Linked DNA regions of Mus musculus: regions 1 and 2 are each linked to region 3. The links are chromatin loops, found by intact Hi-C in ENCODE. Cell type or tissue: heart. All regions are shown on one strand.

The links. Peaks named below come from ENCODE experiments on the same cell type or tissue, not always from the same donor. Only the 100,000 strongest peaks of a DNase experiment are listed, where the experiment ranks them.
Region 1: a loop joins it to region 3, with 8 times the contacts of the local background. A loop is called at or near these places in 2 of 42 quality-filtered maps.
Region 2: a loop joins it to region 3, with 2.0 times the contacts of the local background. A loop is called at or near these places in 2 of 42 quality-filtered maps.

The regions. Positions count from the first base shown.
Region 1 is chr3:8,664,138-8,672,137 of GRCm38, forward strand. It overlaps Hey1 (hairy/enhancer-of-split related with YRPW motif 1), which reads right to left and starts at 2,901. Exons shown (of 5, transcript NM_010423.2): 1 at 2,645-2,901; 2 at 2,365-2,440; 3 at 2,135-2,218; 4 at 1,808-1,889; 5 at 1-927. The coding sequence starts at 2,733. The coding sequence ends at 359. It overlaps LOC115489673, which reads right to left and starts at 5,551. Exons shown (of 2, transcript XM_030252957.1): 1 at 3,087-5,551; 2 at 2,787-2,941. The coding sequence starts at 3,749. The coding sequence ends at 2,801. In heart, a CTCF peak has its summit at 3,899; DNase peaks (open chromatin) are centred at 564, 3,064 and 3,924; H3K4me3 peaks cover 4,594 bases; H3K27ac peaks cover 3,982 bases; H3K27me3 peaks cover 489 bases.
Region 2 is chr3:9,169,376-9,177,375 of GRCm38, forward strand. It overlaps Gm41996 (a long non-coding RNA gene), which reads right to left and starts at 5,336. Exons shown (of 3, transcript XR_878674.2): 1 at 5,072-5,336. In heart, a CTCF peak has its summit at 4,491; a DNase peak (open chromatin) is centred at 4,656; H3K27ac peaks cover 685 bases.
Region 3 is chr3:9,245,029-9,253,028 of GRCm38, forward strand. Zbtb10 (zinc finger and BTB domain containing 10) reads left to right here and starts at 5,539. Exons shown (of 6, transcript NM_177660.3): 1 at 5,539-7,052. The coding sequence starts at 6,102. In heart, a CTCF peak has its summit at 4,764; DNase peaks (open chromatin) are centred at 5,003, 5,243, 6,613 and 6,773; H3K4me3 peaks cover 3,659 bases; H3K27ac peaks cover 2,206 bases.

The DNA of each region.
Region 1 (8,000 bases), 580 kb before region 3:
AAACACTAATGTTAAGATTCCCCACGCTGAGGCAAACGGAATCATTCTCAGACAGACAGGTTTACAAAATAAATGAGGCACAGAACAAACAACGGATCAAAGTGTTGGTTCGTAATCACTACCTCAATTGAATCTTTTAAACAAAAATTAACAACTAATTTTTTAAAACTGCTAATGCATGACATGATAAAAAATTAAAGAGAAAAGTAAACCAACAAACTTTTAGTCTTTAGAAAAAAATTATCTGAAAATGTACCTTTTTCCTGACTTACTGGCGACTTTAGGGTGGTGTTGACAACCGTCCCAACACACCTGGGATTTTAAGCTTTCCCCTCCCTTGTTCTACAGCATCAGTTCTTTAGAAAGCTCCGATCTCTGTCCCCCAAGGTCTATAGGGCTTGCCAAGGTTTGCTGCCTGCGTGGGTGTCGAAGGGCTCAGTAGGTGGAAGGAGCTGAAGGAAAAGGGGAAGGCTGAGAGCGAGGCCACAGAGGAGAGCAGCGGTGGAGACAGTTTGGAGGCCGAGGTCACCACGGGAAGCACCGGTCCCAAGCCGCCACTAGGGGGCGCTCGCAAGGCCGGCGCCTCCGGATGGGCAGAAGCCAGCCTGCCCTGGTGATGCGGCTCCGTGGGTGACGCCGCGGTGCCAGCGTTCCCGTGGCCATTCTGGGGCAGCAGCAGAGGGTGTGCGATGTGTGGGTGATGTCCGAAGGCACTTCCCCAGGGAATGTGTCCGAGGCCACCGTGAGCGCCGCTCGCGGCTTCCCGCTGGGATGCGTAGTTGTTGAGATGGGAGACCAGGCGAACGCGAAGCGGGTCGGAGGCATCGAGTCCTTCAATGATGCTCAGATAACGGGCAACTTCGGCCAGGCATTCCCGAAACCCCAAACTCCGATAGTCCATAGCCAGGGCGTGCGCGTCAAAATAACCTGTGCACAAAAACAAAGGAAAACCTTCAAGGCTCTGCTCATTTCCTGAATTTCTTCCACTCCAAAGTTCTTCCTGGCAACTCCATACAGGATTACAGCACAGATCATGGGTCCTGGAAGCTCAAATATTTTGAAGCTGACCAAAATCTTTGCATTAATCAACAGTATATGTTTGCTAATGCAAGTTCAAAGCCCAATTAGAAGCTGCTGAGCAGAAATTGGAATTATACCCTACCAGCAGATGAAACTATGTTCCCTCCTTTAATGTTTTCCCTCAACAACAACAAAAAATACATCAAGGACAGAGAAACCACAGAGCAGTGAAATTCATTAGACACACAGATGTAAGTTATCATCGTGGAGCTTTTAGGCACTTGGTCCTTGGTGAAGAATCTGGTGGCTGGAGACAGACACGGGCTTCAGTCTCTCACCCCGTTAGATTTTTTTTTCCTCTCTATTTAGCCCCAACATGTCTCTTTCCTCCAAATTCTTTTGGCAGTTCGTTTTCTAAATCTGTATATAAAATTCCGACTATCTAGTTGTTCTTTTTAATAAGCCATTTCCCAATCCTTTCTTAAATAGCAACAGACAAACATGAGTGACTTGACCTAAATCAGGGCTGTCACAACCGGAGGAGCTCCGGGAGACAGGCGCTTGCTGAAAGGTGCATTAGCTCAGTTGAAAGAGGATTGGGGTGATGTATTCACTGCTCAAGAACCCATGTGCTGTTGAAGGTGCACTTGGCTGGCAAGCACATACTGCTCTCCCCACCCCACAAAGCAAAGCAGGCAGGGACTGCACCAATCCCAGACTGCGCTTGCTACCACCCCCACCCCCCACGCCGAGCACGCAAAGCCCCAGCTGAACTGGAGAGGAATACCTTTCCCTCCTGCAGTGTGCAGCATTTTCAGGTGATCCACAGTCATCTGCAAGATCTCAGCTTTTTCTAGCTTAGCAGATCCCTAAAAAGAAGACAAAAGGCTTATCTGACACAAGTGCCTTTGGAGAACTTAAAATATGCACACAAATATACATACATGTAAAATACAAACGTAAAAAAAAAAGCAAAAGTCACGTATATCCACAAAATCTGTGGGAATTTGTGTAAGAACATCCAACGACTTGGCACAAATGAGGTTAGAAGCACGGAGGGGAGGGAATCAGAAGGTGCCGATGGCTACACTCAGCGCTCTCATACTTCCATTACCTGCTTCTCAAAGGCACTGGGTACCAGCCTTCTCAGCTCAGACAAACTGTTATTGATTCGGTCTCGTCGGCGCTTCTCGATGATCTATGGGAAGCAGACAAAAACAAAGGAGGGCATTTACGTTATGACTGTACATTCCAACGAGAAGAAATGTGGTTCTTTCCGTTAGTTAATTAATTAATATAACAATGTGCATATATATTTAAATTATTGGGGGGGGGGGTACTCACGCCTCTCCGTCTTTTCCTGGCCAAAACCTGGGACGATGTCGTTGGGGACATGGAACACAGCGCCGAACTCAAGTTTCTGTAAGATGGGAAGCAATTGCCTTGAGAAAGGAAAGGAGAGCCCTCCTACACCAGATTTCTTTGGCAACTTGAGCTGGAGGGCTCGGGGACGATTGCTCCCAGCCAGCAGCTGCCGGCCCACGACTCCCGGCAAAGGGAACCCAGCATCAGCGCACCCCATCCTCTCCTCCCGCTCCGGATCGGTCGGACGCCGCCAACTCACCCATTCTCGTCCGCGCTCTCCTTTTCCACCTCGATGGTCTCGTCCAGCTCACTATCTGAGGAGCTGTAGTCTGGGTGAGCTCTCTTCATGGTGGCGGAGCGTGGGCTCCGAGGAGGGTCGCGCGGCGGGCAAGGAGGAGTTAACTGCAGTGGCCGCTCAGCGCTCGGCTGCGGGAGGTGCGTGCACACTGATCCCACTCACGCTCAGTCTCCGGTTAAAACTCAACCATCCCTTTCCCACGCTGCGCCCCTTCCCATGGATAGGGGGAGGGCGGGGAAGGCGGAGAGGTTGGGGCAGGGGCGGGGCCACGGCTCCCGGGTAACCGCGTGCCCCGGCCAATTGGCGCCTCGCTGCGCAGATTGGCAGCCGCATGGGGGCGGGACGAGCGGAGGCCGAGGCTGGCTGCTCCCCGCCCCCGGAGCCCGCCCCTGCCCGGCGGCAGTGCGTCGGCTCCGCAGGAGTTCGGCTGGGGGCCGCGGGCGGCGGTGGGCCGGCGGCGGGCAGAAATGGGGGGCCGGCCCGGGACACCAGCCCGGCGATAGCCACCGCCCCGCCCAGCCCCACCCCGCGCGCCCGGATTGGCCTGGCCGTGTGCCAGGGCCGCGCCTGCAGCGCCGCCGGTGAGCCGCACGCGCCGCGGGCCGTGGGAAAGTGCCGGCGCCCCGGCCGCCAGCCAATCCGGACGGACGGCGACGGCGGCGGCGACGGTGGCGGCGGCGGCGGCGGCTGCTCTGGGCGGCTGCTCTGGGCGGCTGCATGAATGGAGAAGAATAGCCAGGCGGGGGAGCCGGGCTGCACGAGGGCGCGCCTGCCGGGCTCCTGGTGTGAACCTGTAATCGGAGTCCGGGCGCCGGCGGGCCCCGGAAGCCACCGCCCGCGTCCCGTTCTCTGCACTGCTGCCGGTGCCCCGCGGCTGGAGGCGGGCGTAGTTGGCGGGTCCTACAGGAACAGTCGCCTGGGGCGCCGCTCCTTTGGATGGTGGCCACCAGCTCTGGGAGCAGAGCCTGAGAGACTCAAGGGATGCTGCTTTTTGGGTTCTAGGAGCCTCTAAAGCTAATCCTGCAAGGCTTCTCAGCTTTGGGACGAAATGCATGCCCCTATGCATGTCATTTCCGGGGAAGTAGAGCGCTTGTTTTCTGGGTTAGCTTGAGGGAGGAGTAGCTATCCCCCGAGACATTCATTATGTTGGGATTTTTGCTGTTGTTTTGTTTTGTTTTTGTCCTCCCTTCCCCCTAGTGTTGGCGGCCAGATCCTCTTAGCAGGCGACAGGGTGGCGGCCTGGGTGTTTGCTTCTGAGGCTGTGCGATCATCTGTGCGAGGATGCACGTTTCTGGCCCGCATCGCGCGCGCGCGGACACACACACACACCCGTTGGTCTCAGTTGGGAGGGGCGTTTGGGGTGCTATATGAAGTTCTGCACACCGCTCTCCCCTCTCCCCCACCAAGAAGGGCGACTTTAAAAAAATAGTTTAAATCTTATGGATTGTTTCCCTAGTTCAGCGTTCACAGAAGTAGACAACCTGGAGAAAGCCCAGTCTTTATCCTGCCCCACTCTTGGAGCCTGCAATCCCGTCTATGAAGCAAAACTTCATAACCGTTGAGAAGAATAAAAGAAACTCAACACCTTTGCAAGCAATTCTGTTTCTAGACATGATGGGTTCCATAAATGCAGACTAAACCGAGTTCCCAGGTCCAGTTCTCCATCCACACACTTTAGACCACATCCTGGGTCCTTTTAAAGTTCTCATTGCACTTCACCCTACTGTTCAGAGCCTCAGCCCTCACAGCTCCTCTGAAAAGGTGAGGTCCCTCCATCTTGGCTTTGTTTTTTCCTAGTGCACATATCCCACCACACAGCTTAGGAGTGGTCAAGCCAAGGCTCACTGCCTGCTTCCCTCTCCATGTTCACAGCTCGCTTCGCTCCTGTCACAAGCTGGAAGCTCACCTCCAGACCCCTCTCTTCATCCATCTTCTCCATCTTCAGAGCCTCATATCACCTGCCTCCCTTGACGCCATCCCATGTTTCCCCCTAAAGTGACGGAGCACCCTGCACCTGAACCAGCATGACCTCTACTGCATAGCTTTTAAGTTTTCTGGGTCAGTGGCACCTACAGTAAGGTCTTGTTTGCTTTAGCCAATGTTGGCCGTTGTGCAGAGAAAGAAACTAGCAGCAGATTGGCTGGTAAAAAGAAACGGTTTACATTGAGGGTGCTTGGTTTTAGATACCAATATTCCTCAAATTTACTGTGGAAAATGAGGCTATCCTGGTGGGCATGTGGTACTGTGTGCCTCTAATCATAGAACTTGCAAAGTAGAGGCAAAATTTCATGAGTTCCAGTCCAGTCTATGCACATAGGTTCTCCTGAATTGTATGTATAGCAAGACCTTGTACAAAACAAATGCTAGAACTCTGGGACCCAACACTTGTTTAGCACTAAAAAAAGAATACCAATGCTTATCTGTCTGTCCATCTCTTTCTGACCGTCTACCCAGTACTTCCAAAGTGTCTTCTGCATGCCTGGCACAATGCCGGCACCTGAGAGATAAAGGTGACAAGAGGTGATAAGCTCCACACTGTCTCTGAACTCACAGCCTCGGGAGACAACACACAATAAGCTGATACATAAGTGGGGTAGCTATAGAAGTCCGCGGGAGACAATACACAATAAGCTGATACACAAATGGGGTAGCCATAGGTGTCCCGAAGCCTAGTGGCACCTTCTGATAAGGAGAAGGGAGAGAATGGGAACACTTTTATGAGGTCTGGGGACGTTTTCAGAGCTGACCCTGAGTGTTAGATGGAGATGTAATCGGAGGCCAGGAAGGAAGGGGTGGTGACGGCTTCCCTTGGGTAGTGGGGTCTGAGAGGCTGACGGCATCAGGCTCTTTTCCCACGGGCTGCCAGCTAAAGGCAATTTTTTTTCTAGGAGACTTGGGGCTTCTTGTAAAGTGAATAGGGGTGCCCCAGGCCTGGCCTTTAAGGGAAAGGCCTTTGTAGGCTGAAGTCCCTACTCGGGGCTCTGCAAGAGACCCTTGCTCTGCACAGTGATATCAGCGCAGGAGATCTCACCGACTGCTGCTGGAGTTGACATCAGAAGGCAGAGGCGTCATCTGCAGCTCAGAAAGAGGAAAGGGCTGCTCCAGTCAGCTTGGATTCACTGTGAAGCAAAACGGCTTTGGGACAGCCTACCTCAGCTCTCAAGACGCTGAGTCAGTCACATCTCAAATGTGAGGCCAGCCTGATCAAACAGAGTTCCAGGCCAGTGCTATCCCTGTCTCCAAAACAGTTTTGTGTTAGAATAACTCATGGTGGGACAGGCCTGTAATCCCAGTCCTGAGACAGGAGGAGTGAATGTTTCAGGACAACTCAAGCTACATAAATCCTGTCTTGAAATGCAAAAAAATAACCAAGAAATTCTGAGGTGAGGCAGCAGGTGACGTATTTGAAACCTCTAGGGTTTGGTTGATTTAAAAATTCATGCCTACATGGTAGGCACTGAGTCAGGCCTGGAGCAAAGAGACTGAAAAGCCATAGTCTACATCCATCTCCTCAGAACTTCCCGACACTGGGCACATTATTTAACCTCTACATCTCTATTATCTGTGACATAAGGATATTGATAATAATCACCATCAAAAGCCAGTTACATAAAGAGCATTGATTATATCAGTGTGGCCATTGACCAACACTAAATAACACCCGGATACTGATGTGTCCGGTCTGTTGGTGAATGTAGCCATAGGTGACCTCAGCATCTTCTTCTGATATATCTCACAACTGCTGAGATTATGCAGCATAATCTAGTAACCAGATATATTAGCATAGCATCTCTAGAAAGCAGAGGAGTTTCAGCATTGTGAGAGGTAATTGGTGCTACCTATTTAAAGCAGCAGTTCATTTTTAGTCTCTTCTTAAGAGACATCCCCCTGAGCACAAATGCTATAACTAGGTATATAAATAAGCTTCACACTCAGAGAGTTCAGCTTTTGCTTGTCAGAATCGAAGCACAATGGCCCCAAACTGTCACAGAGAGTCTTGACTCCACAGCCATTTTCCTCTACCCACTATATGCATTGACCCCCAGAAACCCTGCATACATCACACAGCCTTGTGCCATGCCATGCCACAGACAAGCGCATGTCCATCTCAGCTCTCCTAATGTGCCATGGTGTTTGTTGGACAGGCGTGTTTAGTTGTAAACCCCACAGGACACCGTGGACAGTGGGCAAGGAGGGGAGATAAGTCACTTGCTTGGGTTCGAGTCACAGTGAGCTAGTCCTTAGCCATGCCCACACCTCAGTCCCATGGGCCTCAGTTTCTTCATCAGTAAGAACGATGCATCACAGCATCTGTTGGGATGGTGACAGTGCCTGTGGTCCCAACACTATGGAGATCATGGCAGGAGGATCAGTGCAAGGCCATCCTCGGCTACATGAGAAGTTGAGAGCTAACCTGGAATATATTAGACGCTGCTTCATAAACAACAAGAAAAGAGAAGTGTCCGGGAGAGAGAATGAATCCAGAGAGAAATTCATCCTATAAGTTCTTGTCACTCTAGAGGACCACAACTAATACAGCAACAGATTATTATAATAAATATGTGATGGTTAGTTGGGTCTTGGTTTTGGTTCTTGTTGGCTTGATACTCGCTAGGGTCATCTGGGAAAGGAAAACCTAAATTTAAGAAACACCTCCATTAGATAGTCCTGTTAGCAGGTCTGTAGGGTAAGCTCTTGGTTGATGGTTAATGTGAGAGGTTCCAGAACCCCGCTCTGGGCAGTGGCACCCCTAAGCAAGTGGTCCTGGGTGGTATAAGGAAGTGACCTGGATAAGCCATGAGATCAACTACTGACCACTGTTTCTCCATGGTCTCTGCTTCAGTTCAGACACAAGAGCCCGCTTGCTGGGCTCCAGCCTTGGCTTCACCTAATGCTGGACTGCAAAGAGCAAGATCAAAATTAGTCGTTTCTTTCCTCAACTTGCTTTTGGTCATGGTGTTTCATCACAGCAACAAACAGCAAAGTGAGACAAAATAAATCCAATTTTGAAAGGCCAAATATAGGAGGTTCTAGGTGATCCCCAGACTGGAAGTCACATGGAAGTCTATGGCTTTGAAACTAACCAGCTTCTAACCCACTGCCTATTGGCTAGAATTGATACTTCCTGGAGCTTTGATTTTAGAGTCAAAAGGCTTTCTTTATTTTATTCAAAAGCACAGGGTAGAGATGAAGAAGAAAAGAGAATTGCAGGTACGGATATTCTTAGCAGACAAAAAAAGTTAAGAGCAGAGTCTGAGGGAGCCAATAGATGATTTGGGAGGGGAAAGGAAGCATTGTTTGCTCTGTAAACCCTGTC
Region 2 (8,000 bases), 76 kb before region 3:
GCTGTATCTACATAGATAAGTACTTAGACACACCATGTGACCCCTGACACGCAGCACATGACCAGTTAACGGATGTTAAATGAACAAATATTTCAATAAATAAGTGTAACCCAAAGGAAGAGAGAAAATAAAAGAAAGAGGAAGGGAAGGGAGGGAAGGAGAGGGGAGGGGAGGGGAGAGGGGAGGGGAGGGGAGGGATGGGCTGCTTTGTGCTACCCAAATGATGAATTTGGGAACAGGAGGTCCAAAAGTTGAAGAACAGCTCAGACAGCTTAGTGTGACTTCTCTCAAAATAATACTAGTGAGTAGCTGGCGGTGTAGCTCAGTGGTAGAGTGCTCTGCTCATCCAAGGCACCGGGCTCAACTTCCCAAGGAGGGAAGCGTGGAGGGCAGGGAGGAAGCGAAGAGATCTATGTCCTTCGCTGCCTTGCTGCTGACACGCAGTCATCGCTGGAATGGATGCGCACAAAGTTCCCTGGTGGAAAAGGCCAATCACATTCCAGCCATCTCTCTGGGGAAGCCTGCTGCTTAGGAAAAGAGACTAAACTGTTTGGGAAACCGACTTGGAGCTATCTTTATGAACAAATAAGCTACTGCCAGTCCTCCTGACGTTGGCCACTTAGGTGGCTCTTCTAAGTTGGCTCAGACTCCTCCAGACATATACTTCCTTCCTTCCCTTCGTAACGGGTTGAAGCTTCAGACAGGTCCCACAGGGTCATCTGATTTTTATGCAGAGTGTTTGATGTCTTTGAAGCTCTCACATAGTCGACCTCTGTCTGTGGGGCATACCCCAAGAAGTACTTAGCAAACAGGCTCCTGATGCTACCTGCCCCAGTGGAATCCAGTGTGGTCTCAGCCTCTCCATCCAGTTTTACTTGTTGAGAAGAAATCCACGAGAGGTTCTGAGTGACTTCATCCCACACCGTGATAAGCATGGGAGGTGATGTATGCTACTTAGCCATTCTGTAATGCATACATATCTGACAACACCATATTGTATACACAACTATAGATGACTATTTGGTCAATTAAAATAAATTCATTCATTTAAAGGTGTTTGTTAAATAAGCAATCATATACACAGTAAGTATAATTAGCAAATTTGTTAAGGTCCATTTATTCTGCCTTTCAAGGTTTAATTAATATGCTCTGCTTTGAATAGGGGTCTTTGTGCTTAGATAGTTCCTTTTTCTTAAAGCTAAATGAATAAATATTATCTTCTCATGGGACTGTGTGCCAACACAGTACCAGCTTTGTCTTGAATTCATTCTGAAAATTAAGGTTTATTTTATTTTTAACTGGTGTGTGTATGTGTGTTCACATGAGTGCAGGTGCCACAGGCGTCAAACCTGGATAGAGTGACCTGGGTATAGAAACTGAATCTGGTCCTCCAAAGAGCAGAGCACATGTTGAGCTGCTGAGTCATTCATTTTCTAATATGAACTTATATATTCAGCGGTGCTGGGGCCACATCCCTGGGCTCGTGCATCCAAGGCGAACACTCAACCACTGAACCACAGTCCAGCCCTGGGGTCAGTACATTTTATTGACTACTGACATAAGCTGGTTGGTAGCTTAACAGAAACCAGGGTATCATCTGAGATACCCTGAAGATGGCCCATTTGATTGGCCTGGGGACAAATCAGTGAGGACATTTTCTAGTTAAGGATGGATGTGTGTGTGGGGGGGCATCCTACTGTGTGTGTGTGTGGGGGGGCATCCTACTGTGTGTGTGCGCGCGTGTGGGCATCCTACTCTGTGTGTGTGTGTGTGTGTGTGTGTATGTGTGTGGGCATCCTACTGTGTGTGGGGGGGGCATCCTACTCTGTGTGTGTGTGTGTGTGTGTGTGTGGGCATCCCACTGTGGGCTGTGCTACTCCTGAATGGGTGGTCCTCAGTGGTAGAAGCATTTATTGCTCTTGCAGAGGACCTGGCTTCAACTCCTGTATCCTGCTGAGAGCTTTCAAACTGAAATTGAGCAGGAAAGTGGTTATTAAGTAATATAGAAACTGAAGTGCCTAGAAGAGTGTCTAGTGCACACGATTAATTCTTCCTGTCACTTGTATTTTAAAAGAACTTCTAAAGGCCTACATTTCAGCTGCCACAGTGTGCATATCTGTCATCTTACTACTCTCAAGACTGGGGTGAGAAAGTTCCAAGTTCAAGGCCCGCCTGAGTTGTAGAGTGAGTTCCAATTTGGCCTCAGCAACTGAGCAAAATCATGTCTCCAGATGAGACAGTAAAAACAGAAGGCCTGGGAAGATGGCTCAGTAGTTAGGAGTGCTCACAGCCCTTACAAATAACCCAGGTTCAATTCCAATTACCAACCACCTGGAATTCCAGTTCCCGGGGAATTCAATGTCTCTTCTGACCTCTGCAGGTTCCTGAACACAGGTAGTGCATATGTGTTCTCTCTCTCTCTCTCTCTCTCTCTCTCTCTCTCTCTCTCTCTCTCTCTCTCAGTGTGTGTGTGTTTGTGTGTGTGTGTCTCTCTCACACACACAGAATGAGAGAGAGAGAGAGAGAGAGAGAGAGAGAGAGAGAGAGAGAGAGAGAGAGAGAGAAAGTAAAAATAAAGCTAGGAATGGCATAGAGCAGCAGAGTCTTTCCTAACATGCATGAGGCCCTCGGTTTAATCCCTTGTTCTGTTAAACTCAGCCACAGCAGGAGGAGGAGGAACAGCAGCAGCAGTAGAGGAAGAGGAACAGCAGCAGCAGCAGAGGAGGAGGAACAGCAGCAGCAGCAGCAGCAGGAGGAACAGCAGCAGAGGAGGAGGAAAGAACAGCAGCAGTAGAGGAAGAGGAACAGCAGCAGAGGAGGAGGAGGAGGAACAGCAGCAGCAGGAGGAACAGCAGCAGCAGTAGAGGAAGAGGAACAGCAGCAGCAGCAGAGGAGGAGGAGGAACAGCAGCAGCAGAGGAGGAGGAACAGCAGCAGCAGCAGAGGAGGAGGAACAGCAGCAGCAGGAGGAACAGCAGCAGCAGAGGAGGAGGAGGAGCAGCAGCAGCAGCAGAGGAGGAGGAAGAACAGCAGCAGAGGAGGAGGAAGAACAGTAGCAGAGGAGGAGGAAGAACAGTAGCAGAGGAGGAGGAAGAACAGTAGCAGAGGAGGAGGAAGAACAGTAGCAGAGGAGGAGGAAGAAGAGTAGCAGAGGAGGAGGAAGAACAGTAGCAGAGGAGGAGGAGGAACAGTAGCAGAGGAGGAGGAGGAACAGCAGCAGAGGAGGAGGAGGAACAGTAGCAGAGGAGGAGGAAGAACAGTAGCAGAGGAGGAGGAAGAACAGCAGCAGAGGAGGAGGAAGAACAGTAGCAGAGGAGGAGGAAGAACAGTAGCAGAGGAGGAGGAAGAACAGCAGCAGAGGAGGAGGAAGAACAGTAGCAGAGGAGGAGGAAGAACAGTAGCAGAGGAGGAGGAAGAACAGTAGCAGAGGAGGAGGAGGAACAGCAGCAGAGGAGGAGGAAGAACAGTAGCAGAGGAGGAGGAAGAACAGTAGCAGAGGAGGAGGAAGAACAGTAGCAGAGGAGGAGGAAGAACAGCAGCAGAGGAGGAGGAAGAACAGTAGCAGAGGAGGAGGAGGAACAGCAGCAGAGGAGGAACAGCAAGCGGCGGCAGCAGCAGGAGGAACAGAGGTGGATGGCAGCAGCAAACCACCTAATTTGAAAACTTGATAGAAAACATGTTGATTTTAACATATGTCAAATGATAATCTTTGTTTGTTTGTATGTTTGCTTTTTGAGACAGGGTTTTGCTGTGTAGCAGCCCTGGCTGTAATGGAACCCACTTTGTACACCATGCTAGCCTCCAACTCACACAGAGCTGCCTATCTCTGTCTCCTGAATGTTACTGGAATTAAAGCTCACACCACCATGCGGGGCTTCAAATGGCACTCAGATTTAAACTGCCTCTCTACCCTCCTCATATTTCTGAGTATTGTAGTAGAAATGTAGGTAAAGTTTCTAGATAAATATACATCTAGTTAATTTTTAATTTCAGATAATCAATGAATATTTTTTAATATTAGTATATCCCAATATACTATCTGGCACATGCCAAATTCAGGACATGCTCACACTGAAAAATTATTTATTTTTGATTTGCAATTCAAATTTAATTAGGTATCTTGTATTTTGGCTCGAATGTGGCAATTCTAATCAAACCATAATGACTAGCAGCAATCTGTAAAGCAATATAATAGTTTAGTTGACTCTTTGATTTTAAAAGAATGTTCTATTGGCAGTTAACCAATTTTTTCCCCTAAAATTTTCAACCCGGGTCCTTTCCTCCTCTAACCCTATGGTTTGAGCTGTGATTTCACCTTCCTTTAGAAAGTGCTCTGAGCTCCAGAATCCGAGGATCTATTTTGGTTCTCTGTGGTTACCAGAATGTGGCTTGGAAAAAAAAAAAAAAAGGAACAGTTGTTAGTCCTGGCTGAAAGCCAGACATTTGGTGTCGAGTTTTCAGTTGCGTCCTCTCCTGGAGGTTCAGTGGAAGCTTGTAAAGCAGGTTTTCCTTATTGGTGTGATCCAGTAGCCAGGAGACCACTGACATGGCACTTATTTTCATTCATAGTGAAGCGCCCCACGCTAAGGAAGAAAAGGCCAAGCTTGATAATCAGTGTGGCTGAGCATAATAAGCGGCGTGACCGCCAGTGAGCACTGGTTCACTGAGCAGAGGGCTCAGAGCCAAGTTTGGAGGGAGGTCTTGGCAGGGCACCACCAGCCAAGAAAGAAAACCAGAAGTTTGCACTAACTGGTCCTTTTATGGGTTGTTTCTTCTTTCATTATTCACCTCTCTCAAGCAACCATATAAATCATCTTGGGTCTGAACTCCAAACTTCCAGAAAGCTGGTTAGGTGAGCAGCTGTAAAGAGCCAGGGCTTCTTGCCAAAACAAGACCCTGAGGACATTCCGGGTTTCCTGCCAGCTCCCGAAAGTCCTTTCCTTTCTTCTCTGAACCCTGAGGGTTGGCCAGCCTCTTTCCTCTCCTCTGGTGCCACCTGTTACTTCCAACTGCTATTATCTCCTTCCTGGAGCAGCGTGGGACAGGAGCGAGCCTCTCCACTTCCGGCCTACCTTATTCACACCAACTGCGGGGCTTGCAGGGCTCACCATGCGACCAGCCTGGCTTCTGTGCCTCCCAGGAAAGGGTTCTGGCTTTCCGGTCCTCCTGAGCTGAGCCTGGCTCTCACTGCCAGGAACCGGAATTCTTATCAGATCATGGGAACTGAGTATGTGATACAAGTCTGTCCAGCTTTGTGATCTCTGTGTAGCTCCTGAGACAGGCACCATCTCTCCTCCAGCCCCCCCTCTTCAGAGGAGTGTTCATGCCTGAAATCCTGGCACTCCAGAGAAACAGAAGGAAGAGGATCAGGAGTTCTGAGGCTGGCTTCAGGGTCTAGCAAGTTTGAGGCCAGCCAAACTGAGCCAAATCTGCCCAATTTGAGGTCAGAGATCATGTCTACAATAAAACCCTATTTTAAAAAAAAAAAAAAAATTGCGTGCGCGCATTCACAAAGCAGCCAAACAAAACGGATAGATGGCAAATGCTTCCTCAAACTTGTGCTGGTAAATCTCCTTGATAGATATAAACAAAAGCCCTAAACTTAAAAGAATGGTTGATTATTGCTGTCTTTTTTTTTTTCTTTTTTTTGAGACAGGGTTTCTCTGTGTATTCCTGGCTGTCCTGGAACTCACTTTTTGTAGACCAGCCTGGCCTCGAACTCAGAAATCTGCCTGCCTCTGCCTCCCAAGTGCCACCACCGCCCGGCTTGTCAATTTTTTTATTTAAAAATTTTGCTCATCAAAAAATATATATAATAAAAGAAGCTGGAGAAAGCTGGGTGTGGTGGAGCACGCCTTTAATCCCAGCACTTGGGAGGCAGAGGCAGGCGGATTTCTGAGTTCGAGGCCAGCCTGGTCTACAGAGTGAGTTCCAGGACAGCCAGGAATACACAGAGAAACCCTGTCTCGAAAAACAAACAAACAAACAAACAAACAAACAAACAAACAAACAAAAAAAAAAAAGAAAAAGGGAAAGAAAAGAAAAACAAAAAAAGGAGCTGGAGAGACCGTTCAGTGGGTAAGAGCACTAGCTGCTCTTCTAGAGAACGTGGGTTCAATTCCCAGCACCTATATGTCTGCTCACAACTGTCTGTAACTTTAGCTCCAGGAGATCCAGCACACAAACATACATGCAAGCAAAAAAACCACTAATGTAACAAAATTAAATATAGAAATCTTTCTCAGAAAAACAAAAACAAACAAGCAAAGTTAGTGAGTGAAAAACCAACTACCCCAATTCCTGTACACAGAACATATAAAAATTACAGAGAATAAAGAGAAGCTAGTGCAGAGAAAAGACTCAGGGAGGCAAGATGCTTACCACCAACCCTCAGGATCTGGATTCATGGTCAGGACCACATGGTAGAAGAAGAGAACTGTCTTCCACAAATTGTCCTCTGCACTCTACACACAAGCTGTGGCACATGCACACATATATGAACACACGATAAGTAAATTCATTTTTTAAAAAGACAAGCAACCTAATAAACAAACCAAGAAATATTTGAATAGACTTTTCATAGAACAAAGTATTAGTCATAAGAAAAACATACAATGAAACCAGAGTGAGATCTAATTTCACACCCATTAGATTAAATTGAATCTTAAATGCTGACAATGTCAGGTCTTGGAAAAGATGTAGGCTAACTGAAACTGTAAGGTTTTGCTCATGGATTGCAAACTGCAAACACTTGAAGTTTCTTTATCCCAGAAATTCTACCCCCAAAAACACATGCAAAAAGCTTTATAATAGCTCAAATGGGGACAACTCAAGTGCTTAAACAAATTGTGACATACAATATGGTATAATTCATATTTGCTGGGTTCTTTTGTTTGTTTGTTTATTGAGACAGGCTCTGACTATACAACCCTGGTGTCCTGGAACTCACTATGCAGACCAGGCTGGCCTCGAACTCTTAGAGATCTGCCTGCCTCTGCTGGGATTAAAGATGTGTGTACCACCATGCTCAGCAATTCAGAATTTTGCAGAATATGAAAGCCATGCACAAAAAAGTACATGTGTATGACTCCACTGATGGTAAGGTCAAAGGTCAGCAAAGATGCTCCCTGGCAATTGAAACCAGGGTATTCGAGGTGAGCATGCACTCCGAGTGTAATGGGAACTTTGGGATAGCATAATGTTCTACATCTCCATGCGAGATGTAGATGTTACACAGCTGTATACAGTTGTTTTCCCCACAAAGGTTGATTGATTTGTTATATATAAGAATCCATACATATGCATGTGTGCAAGTAAATAAACTCAGGGTAGGCAAGGCTGGAGAGAGTGGGCAGTGCTGATGGTGCTTGCTCTCGGAGGATCACAACTGGCCCTAGGGAAGCTGACCTTGGCCCTCAAACCAGCAGGTCCCTCGTGAAGACGTAGGATGTGCTGTGGATAAGTGTGAGGTGCTGTATATGAAAGAGAGTCGCCTTTCCTTTGTTTCTCTTTAAATTTATCCAGATGAGTTCTTCCTTTTCTATCTCACAGAATGGTTTGAGAACTTGGGTAGCAGCCTGTTAAAATCCACACCAGTGAGTCCAACGGGGTCCTGAGCCTTTTGTATGTGGAAGTTTTAATAGCTGGTCCAACCTCACTGCTTGTCCCCAGTCTGGTTAAAATGCTTCTCCTGTCTGGGTTTACTTTTGTGGTCATATGCACCTAAAAATTAATTCATTTCCTTTAAATTTCCTATTTAGTGGAATATATGTTTCCAAGCTTTTAAATTTCACTGGTATGTTTTGTAATAGCTCCCTTTTCATCTCTAGATTTATTAATTTTGATTCTCCCCCCCCCCCATACTTTGGTTAAGTGACAAAGTACGTCTAAATAACTTTAAACGTCCCACAGTTTTTACATATTCTTAAAATTTCAATCTCTTTAAAATATCCATCTCTTTTAAAAATCCAAAGTCTTTTTACAATTAAAAGTCTATTAACT
Region 3 (8,000 bases):
AAGCAGAACAGGAGCTTGGGGATGCAGCTCTTTTGGTTGGTAGAATGGGTGCTATTCCCAGCACCACAAAAATAAATATGTAAATAAAACATTACACAGTGTTGTTCTTGCAAGGGTGTCCATTAAAAAGCTGTTTAAATGATGACTGGGCCTGGTGGAACAAGTCTTGGGCTAGCACTTGGAAGGTATAGGCTGGAGGATCAGGACTTCATGGTCTTCCATGGCTAACCTGGGCTACTCGAGGCCCTACTTCAAAAAAAATAATAATAAAAATAAAAAGTTGTTTATAATGGGAAAATTGGCAAAAGTAAACAATAAAACAATGCCCTGGTTATGTCAACCATGCATATCCACATATGGTAAGTGACAAATGCCACAGGATAGCTAGTGATATTAAAATGCATGAATTGCTAAAAATGAGATAGGACCTGACTCACAAATATCAAAACTAGAGTGCTAAGCACAGATACACTATTTTCATGATATTGATTAATTCCGGGTACTGGAAATAGTGGGTAAGACTTTTCTTTTTTCCTACAACTATATTTGAACAATAAAGTTTAATTTTAATGTAGCAATTAAAAACAATGTACCTTATAATTTTAGAGATATAACATTGTTTGTGTATAAAGTTTAGCTTTGACAGGAAAGAATTACCCTAGCTGAAAATATCCTCTAGGGTCAGGCACACCTTTGAATGTTTGATCCTCCTGCCTCTGCCTCCTAAGGGGTAGGGTTATACAAATGAGCCACCTTATTTGACTCTAATTCAATTTTTTTGAAAGAATAACTTCTCTTTAGATAAGAAAGATAAAAGAATCAACAGAAAAGTTTATCAAGGAAGATTGTGAGGAAAGACATCATAAACTCTTTCTGAAAGTCTTATTCTTTGCTTGAGTTTGCGAGAGTAAAATGAGCCCCATCTTTCTGGGAGATGACCTGTACCATTTCTCAGAAGCAGATCAGACAAAGGGCTGAGCAGCAAAGGCCCTCCAAGACACTACAGGACAGTGTAGTCTGACCAAGGCTCAGCTGAGCCAGGTCTAGGTGTCACTTCCTATCAGTCCCCCAGGGACAGCATGAACCATCACCTCTAGAAGTTTACAAAATTTAAGTGAAATTAGGGGGCAGACAGCTTGGGATTGCCCCGTTCTTCAGGGGTTCCCTGGTAAGCATTGGGGGATTCCCTTAAATATGGCAGAACCCTAACACTAAGTATGGGGGCCACAGGGGAGGACAGGCCCCTGCTTGTTAGTTGGAGACTGGAAGGGGTGGGGGAATTCCTAAACACTCCATTTACAGAGAAGGAGAGCCCCTTGTTAGTCACAGTTCCCTTAGTACAGGGCATTTGGTGGTAGATATCTGTTTCTGATTCCTTCAAGGTTTCTGATTTCTTGTAGGTTTTAGAGGCAGACAACTGAAATAAACACACAGAGAGACACACATTCTCTCTCTTTTTCTCTCTCTCTCACACACACATACATAAACACACACACCTACTCCTCTCACCAATACTATTTGGCTATTAATTAGTTCAATGGTCATAGAATTTAATTTACATAAATCTAGTATTGCTATTTATTTTTTTCTTTTCAGGCTGGAGCTCCTGAATGCCAGGCTGGCCTCACACTTAATATAGCTAAGGATGAAGTCTGGTTCTCTTCCTCTCCTTTCCAAGTGATGGAGTCACAGGTCCATGCTAGCATGCCTGGTTTCTACAGTCCTGGGGATCTAACCAAGGAACGCTTTTATTTTTTTATGCTCCAGACTTTACTCTCCCTCCCCTCTAAGCCCACCCTGCATCCACCCTCTGACTGTTTCACATCCCACACCTCCTCTTCACCCCTGACTCCACAAGGATGTCCCCACCTCCCACCCAACCAGATCTCTAAACTCCCTGGAGCCTCCAGTCTCTTGAGGGTTAAGTGCATCTTCTCTGACTGAACCCAGACCTGGCAGTCCTCTGCTATATGTGTTGGGGCCTCAGATCAGCTGGTGTATGCTGCCAGGTTGGTGGTCCAGCATTTGAGAGATCTCAGGGTCCATGTTAATGTATCATTCACTCTTTGAGACAGTTTCTCTCTGTATAGCCCTGGCTGTCCTGAAACTCACTCTGTAGACCAGGTTGGCCTCGAACTCAGAAATCCGCCTGCCTCTGCCTCCCAAGTGCTAGGATTAAAGATGTGTGCCACCACACGGCTCCATCATTCATTCTTTAAAAGTTACTTTTATGTGTGTGTTGGGGGCGGGTTGTCTGTGGAGAACAGAAGAGGCAACTGGATCCCCTGGAGATGGGCTTCCTGGGAGTCCTGAGCCGCACAGTGGCTCCCCATCCTGAGTGTCACTCAATTAGCTCATGTTTAAAGATAATTTCAGAAAGAAGCCATGTGGAAATTATTTAAATATTTGTCCATTAATTCATTTTTTGAGACAAGATCTTGTGTGGCTTAGGCTGGTCTAAAGCCTATAGCAGAGGCTAGTTTGAAATGATCCTCCTGCCTCAGCTTCCTCATTTCAGGGATTACAGTAATGTGCTACCATACCTAACAACAGTGTAGACCTATAAAACATAAGGAAGGATGTGCGTGTGAGGAAAGGCATTTACTCATTGTGAATGCCAAGTAGAACTTGAACTGTTTTGGTTGACTCGATTGCTATAAAAATACATAGGAAGCAGATTCTAGCCTAACTTAATATAGTTCCTATTCTACATTAATTAGGGATTCAAGCTTGAGATGAGGTAAGTTTATTAGTTTTTGAATAAAGCAGATGATATGAATAAATACAGATGACATTTCTCAATCTTAATCTTATAATTGATTGATGTCAGTAACCACTTTTTTTTTTTTAAGGGAAAGAGGCTGGGGTGGTTAAAATATAATGTATTTATTTGCAAAATGCTTAGAGTCTTAAAAAAAAAAAACACATTGAAAACCAAGCATGTCATTGTCACACTTTTCCATACTACAGCAGCCACAGCAGGCAGGTTTTCCTTCTTCCTCCAAGGTGTATGGCACAGAACTGTCTGAAAAATCACCAACCAGAACTCACCAACTCACTCTGAGGGCCTTTATCCAAGTACAGGGCCTACGGCACCTGATGGCAGGTGGCAGTACGGGTAGATGATAGGAAGACACCCCAAGTCAAAGCTTTTGGTGGCATGGAAGTCCCCTCAGTCAGCTCACCGAAATTATGTTGTCATAGGTGACAAGTTTACACAAGTAAACTCAAACTCACTTTAGAATTCATCAATTTTATTTCATATACAAAACTTCATTACACCAGGTACCAAAATTAAGGCGAATTAAGTCAAAGTGGCTTTGAAAAATCTAAATCGACACAGCTCAACACTCGTCTTGGGCTTAGTTCAATCAGAAGTGTTAAGGAAACTGGGCATGGGGCTCTCACCTTTAATCCTAGCCTGGACTAAGGCAGGATTGCTGTGAATTACAGGTAGCCTCATCTATACAGTGCTTTCTAGGACAACCAGGGACATAGAGTGAGACCTGTATAAACAAATCAAAAGTTCCATTGAGGTAAGTTGGGCATGGTGACAGACCCAGGCTGGAGAGTTCAAGGCCAGCAGGCTACATAATAATGCTGTCTCAAAAAAAAGTGTTAGCAAATATTAATTTATAACACTGAGAAAATGTGCTTTAAAAACTTGTGTGCATGGGCATTGTTCCTGCAGGTATGTCTGTCTGTGCACCATGTGTGCCTGGTACCTGAGCAAATCCCCTGTTGCTGCTATTACAGGCTCTGAGCCTCCATACACTTACACAGGCAGTCGCCATACACAGGCTCTGGGAACTTAACTCTTGAGTCCTCAGACACAACAGCCATCAATCTGAATTTTAAAACTTGAAAGATGAGAGACCACCATTTATCAACTGCTCTCTTCACTCCACTCCCACCCCAAAAGGGAAACTCCAGGTGGGTGGATGTCTGTGGGTTCAAAGCCACTCTTGCCTAGTGAGTTCCAGGACAGCTAGGGCTACATAGTCTTAAAAAAAAAAAAAGAAAGAAAGAAAGAAAGAAAGAAAGAAAGAAAGAAAGAAAGAAAGAAAGAAAGAAAGAAAGAAAATTAGCCGGGTGTGGTGGCACACGCCTTTAATCCCAGCACTTGGGAGGCAGAGGCAGGTGGATTTCTGAGTTCGAGGCCAGCCTGGTCTACAGAGTGAGTTCCAAGACAGCCAGGGCTACACAGAGAAACCCTGACTCGAAAAACAAAAACAAAACAAAACAAAACAAAAAATTAAGAAAGGCAGGGGGAAAAAAAACAGGAAAGAAAGCCTGAAATAGGCTCAAACATACGAATTTTTAAATTAAGCTTGTGCAACATGGTGGTTCACACCTGTAATACCAGAACTCGAGATACTGAGGCAGGATCTTTGTGTGTATCCCTGGCTGACCTAAAATGTAGACTAGGCTGGCCTTGACCCTGTTTCAAAAATCGCTCCCAATAAATAACAGATAAATCGACCTCACTTTGTGAATTAATGAGTGTAAACGTGCTAATGTTTTCCAAATAGAGCATAGTTAATGGGGAGGGTGAGTTTAAGGGTTCTTAATTGGCAAGGCCTCTTTCTGAAAAACAAAAACAAAAAAGTAAACTAATATAACTTAGGGAGGTTCATTTCCAGCTTAGACCGATGTAATCACTCTAAATTCCATACGCGATGCCAAGAGCTTTTCTCAAAATCCTAAAAATTAATTCTCATCTACACACCCTGTCTTCGGAGCTGCACTCCCTTCGCGGCCGCACGCGGCGCCCGCAGCAGCTGACTCCTCCCCGTTCATGGGGAAAACCCTGCCTAATATTTATAACGCTATGACATACTGTAATACTCACAAGGTGGTTGTAGAAGTATAAACACGACTGGAGATATCTGATTGGCTGCTGGTGATGTAACACCCATGTCAATACTTCCCACTGAACGCACGTGTTCGACCTTTTATTTAAATTTCCATTTCATCACAGCAATAAGACACTCGGGGCGGTGCATTTTCTGCGAAACGATCGTCGCCCGGGGCCAGAGGTGCTGCCCGGCGTACACAAGGAGCCCAAGGAGGTGTCCTCGCGAGGGAGGCACCGCCTGGTCCAGTCTTTTGTGCAGGAACAAAATAAGTTCACTTCCTCGGGCACGGCCACCCACCCCTCCCCCGGCAGATGACAGGGCCGGGCGCGCTCCCACCGCACTTACTCCTGGAGTCCCAGGTGAAGTCGTGGCGAGAGCCGGGGACCGTGCGCACGGGCGCGCCGCGGCGAGCCGGCCCCTGACACCCGCCAGCTGTTTGTCCTGGCCGAGCCGGCCCCGCCCCGAGACCCCAGCCCGTGCCCCGCCCGCTTCCTTCCCGTGGCCGCACCCCCGCCCGCGGGCCCGAGCGGCCGGCCCCTTTCCCGGTCCCCGGGCGCCCCCGGCCCAGCCCAGCCCGGCCCAGCCCGCCCCCTCCCCCGGCCGGCCCCCACCCTCTCCCCCTCCAGCGGTTACTGCTACCCCGGTGCATTGTGGGCGCACGGTCCGTTGTTCATTTGCCATTCGACCTCCGCCAGGGCCTGGTCGGACGGAAACGCTCCGCCGGCTTTATTGTCGGCTCGCTATGTGGCGGAGCCTGGCGGCTTAGCGCGCCTCTCGCGTCCGCGCCTCGGCAGCCGGCGGCGGCGACACGACTCCCCCCGAGGACGGAGATCTGTTGGCGGGCCGGTGTGTGCGCGCAGCGCTGAAGCGGGGCAGCGGAGGGGCAACCGCACTCCTCCTCAACTTCGAAGGCCGCACGCGCCCGGCTCGCCGCTCCGCTGCCCGCCCACCGCTCCGCGCGGGACGCTGCCCGGAGCGCGGCGGGGCGCGGGTGGAGAGGACGCGGCTGGGACGGCGGCGGCAGTAGACGCGTGCGGCGGCCCGGGAGCGAGCGCGAGCCGGCGGGAGGGTGAGGCCGGGCCGGCGGGAGCGCAGCGCAGAGCGGCGCAGCGCAGCGCCGGGGGCGGGGGCGGGGGCGAAGCGTTGGGGGAGCCGCGGCGAGCGCGCGGGACGCGGCCGGAGCCCGGGCGCGAGCCGAGGCACCGGGCGGCGGCGGCGGCGGCGGTGACCGCGGCGCGCGCCATGTCGTTCAGTGAGATGAACCGCAGGACGCTGGCGTTCCGAGGAGGCGGGTTGGTCACCGGCGGCGGCGGCCCCACGAACAATAACGCTGGCGGGGAGGCCTCTTCTTGGCCTCCGCAGCCGCAACCGCGACTGCCCGCGCCGCCCGCGCCGCAGCAGCCGAATGGGCGCGGGGCCGACGAGGAAATGGAATTGGAGGGCCTGGAGCCCCAGGACTCGGAGGCCGCCGCCGGCGCGGCCGCCGCCGAGGACGTCAAGGAGTTGCTGCTGCTCCCTCAGGACACGGGCGGCCCCTCCTTGCTGGGCGGCGGCGCGGGGGGCCCCCTGCTAGCGGAAAGGAACCGTCGGACTCTGGCCTTCCGCGGGGGAGGCGGCGGGGGTCTCGGCAACAATGGCAGCAGCCGCGGCCGCCCGGAGACCTCGGCGTGGCCCCTCAGGCATTTCAATGGGCGAGGGCCGGCGGCCGTGGATCCGGAGCTGGACGCGCTGGAGGGGAAGGAGTGGATGCAGGACGGGGCGTCCCTGAGCTACAGCACCGAGGAGGAGGGGGCGAGCCCGGGCGATGGCAGTGGGGCGGAAGGCGGCAGCTGCAGCAGCAGCAGGCGGTCGGGCGGCGATGGTGGGGACGAAGCGGAGGGCAGCGGTGTGGGAGCTGGCGAAGGAGAGACTGTCCAGCACTTCCCGCTCGCGAGGCCCAAGTCCCTCTTGCAGAAGCTCCAGTGCTCCTTCCAGACCTCTTGGCTCAAGGACTTCCCTTGGCTGCGGTACTCCAAGGATACCGGCCTTATGTTCTGCGGATGGTGCCAAAAGATCCCCGAGGATGGGGGCGGCGTGGACCTTACCCAGGTGGGGCATGATGAGCTTTCGCGAGGGACCCGCAACTACAAGAAAACCCTGCTCCTAAGGCACCACGTCTCCACCGAACACAAACTCCACGAAGCCAACGCCCAGGTACCGTAGATCCTGCCTTTGCTTTTCGACCACATCTTTTGGGAAAGGTTTATCAGTGGGGAAGACTAAAACTAAAGTAAAGAAGGGGGGAAATTAAGATCCTCCGGGGGAAGACTCACTTCGTTCCGATCGAGAGAGGTTCGCGAGAGCTTATGCGTAGGGGTTTAGAAAGCCTGGAAACAAAGTTTTCCAAAGTTGTGGATCTATTGGGGGAGGAGGGGTAGAAGGACAGTTTTCTAATGATATCGCTGGGTTTATCTTCTTTTTCGAGTTAGGGTTTGCCTGTGAGATTGAATCCGAGAGAGAGGCTGGGAGAGGTTGGAGATTTTAACCTTTGATTGACTTTCGGTCAAAAAGGATTTTTTTTTTTAAGTCAGAGGAGATTTTAGAACTGTCCCTTCTTGTGTTCGTAGACACTAAAGTACTAGAAGTAGCCTGAAGAATGGATTAAACAGTTTCCTTAAGCTTCGGTGCTACAGGCTGTCCACTCTTAAACTCGTGTCAGGTCGAGATAATGTGAAATATGAGAGGCTTATGCAAATGTACAGGAAGTTAGTTCAGTAGGGTAAATAATTTTACGATGTCCGTCTCTGTTAAACTTGTTTGGTATAATCATTGTACACTTTAGCTAGTTACTTACTGATATTTCTCTTCTGAGTGTATTATCCTTTTCAAAAACATGGTCGTGAATAGCTTATATGAAGGGTGTTAATCTTAGCTCTGGAAATGTTTAATGTGAAGTGATTTGGGCTTCATTTGCTCACTGGAAACCTAGTTACAGAGCAAGCCTACCTATGAGCTTTAGTCCCCCTCCCCCCTTTTTACAGGAGCCTGACCGTTTTGATAGCCCTTTTCAAGTCAAATAGCTGTTGGTCAGTCTTCCTTTTTATGACTCAGACAACCTGTGGTGGTGGGTGGAATTGATTCTTTTGTGTTGCTGACCGACAC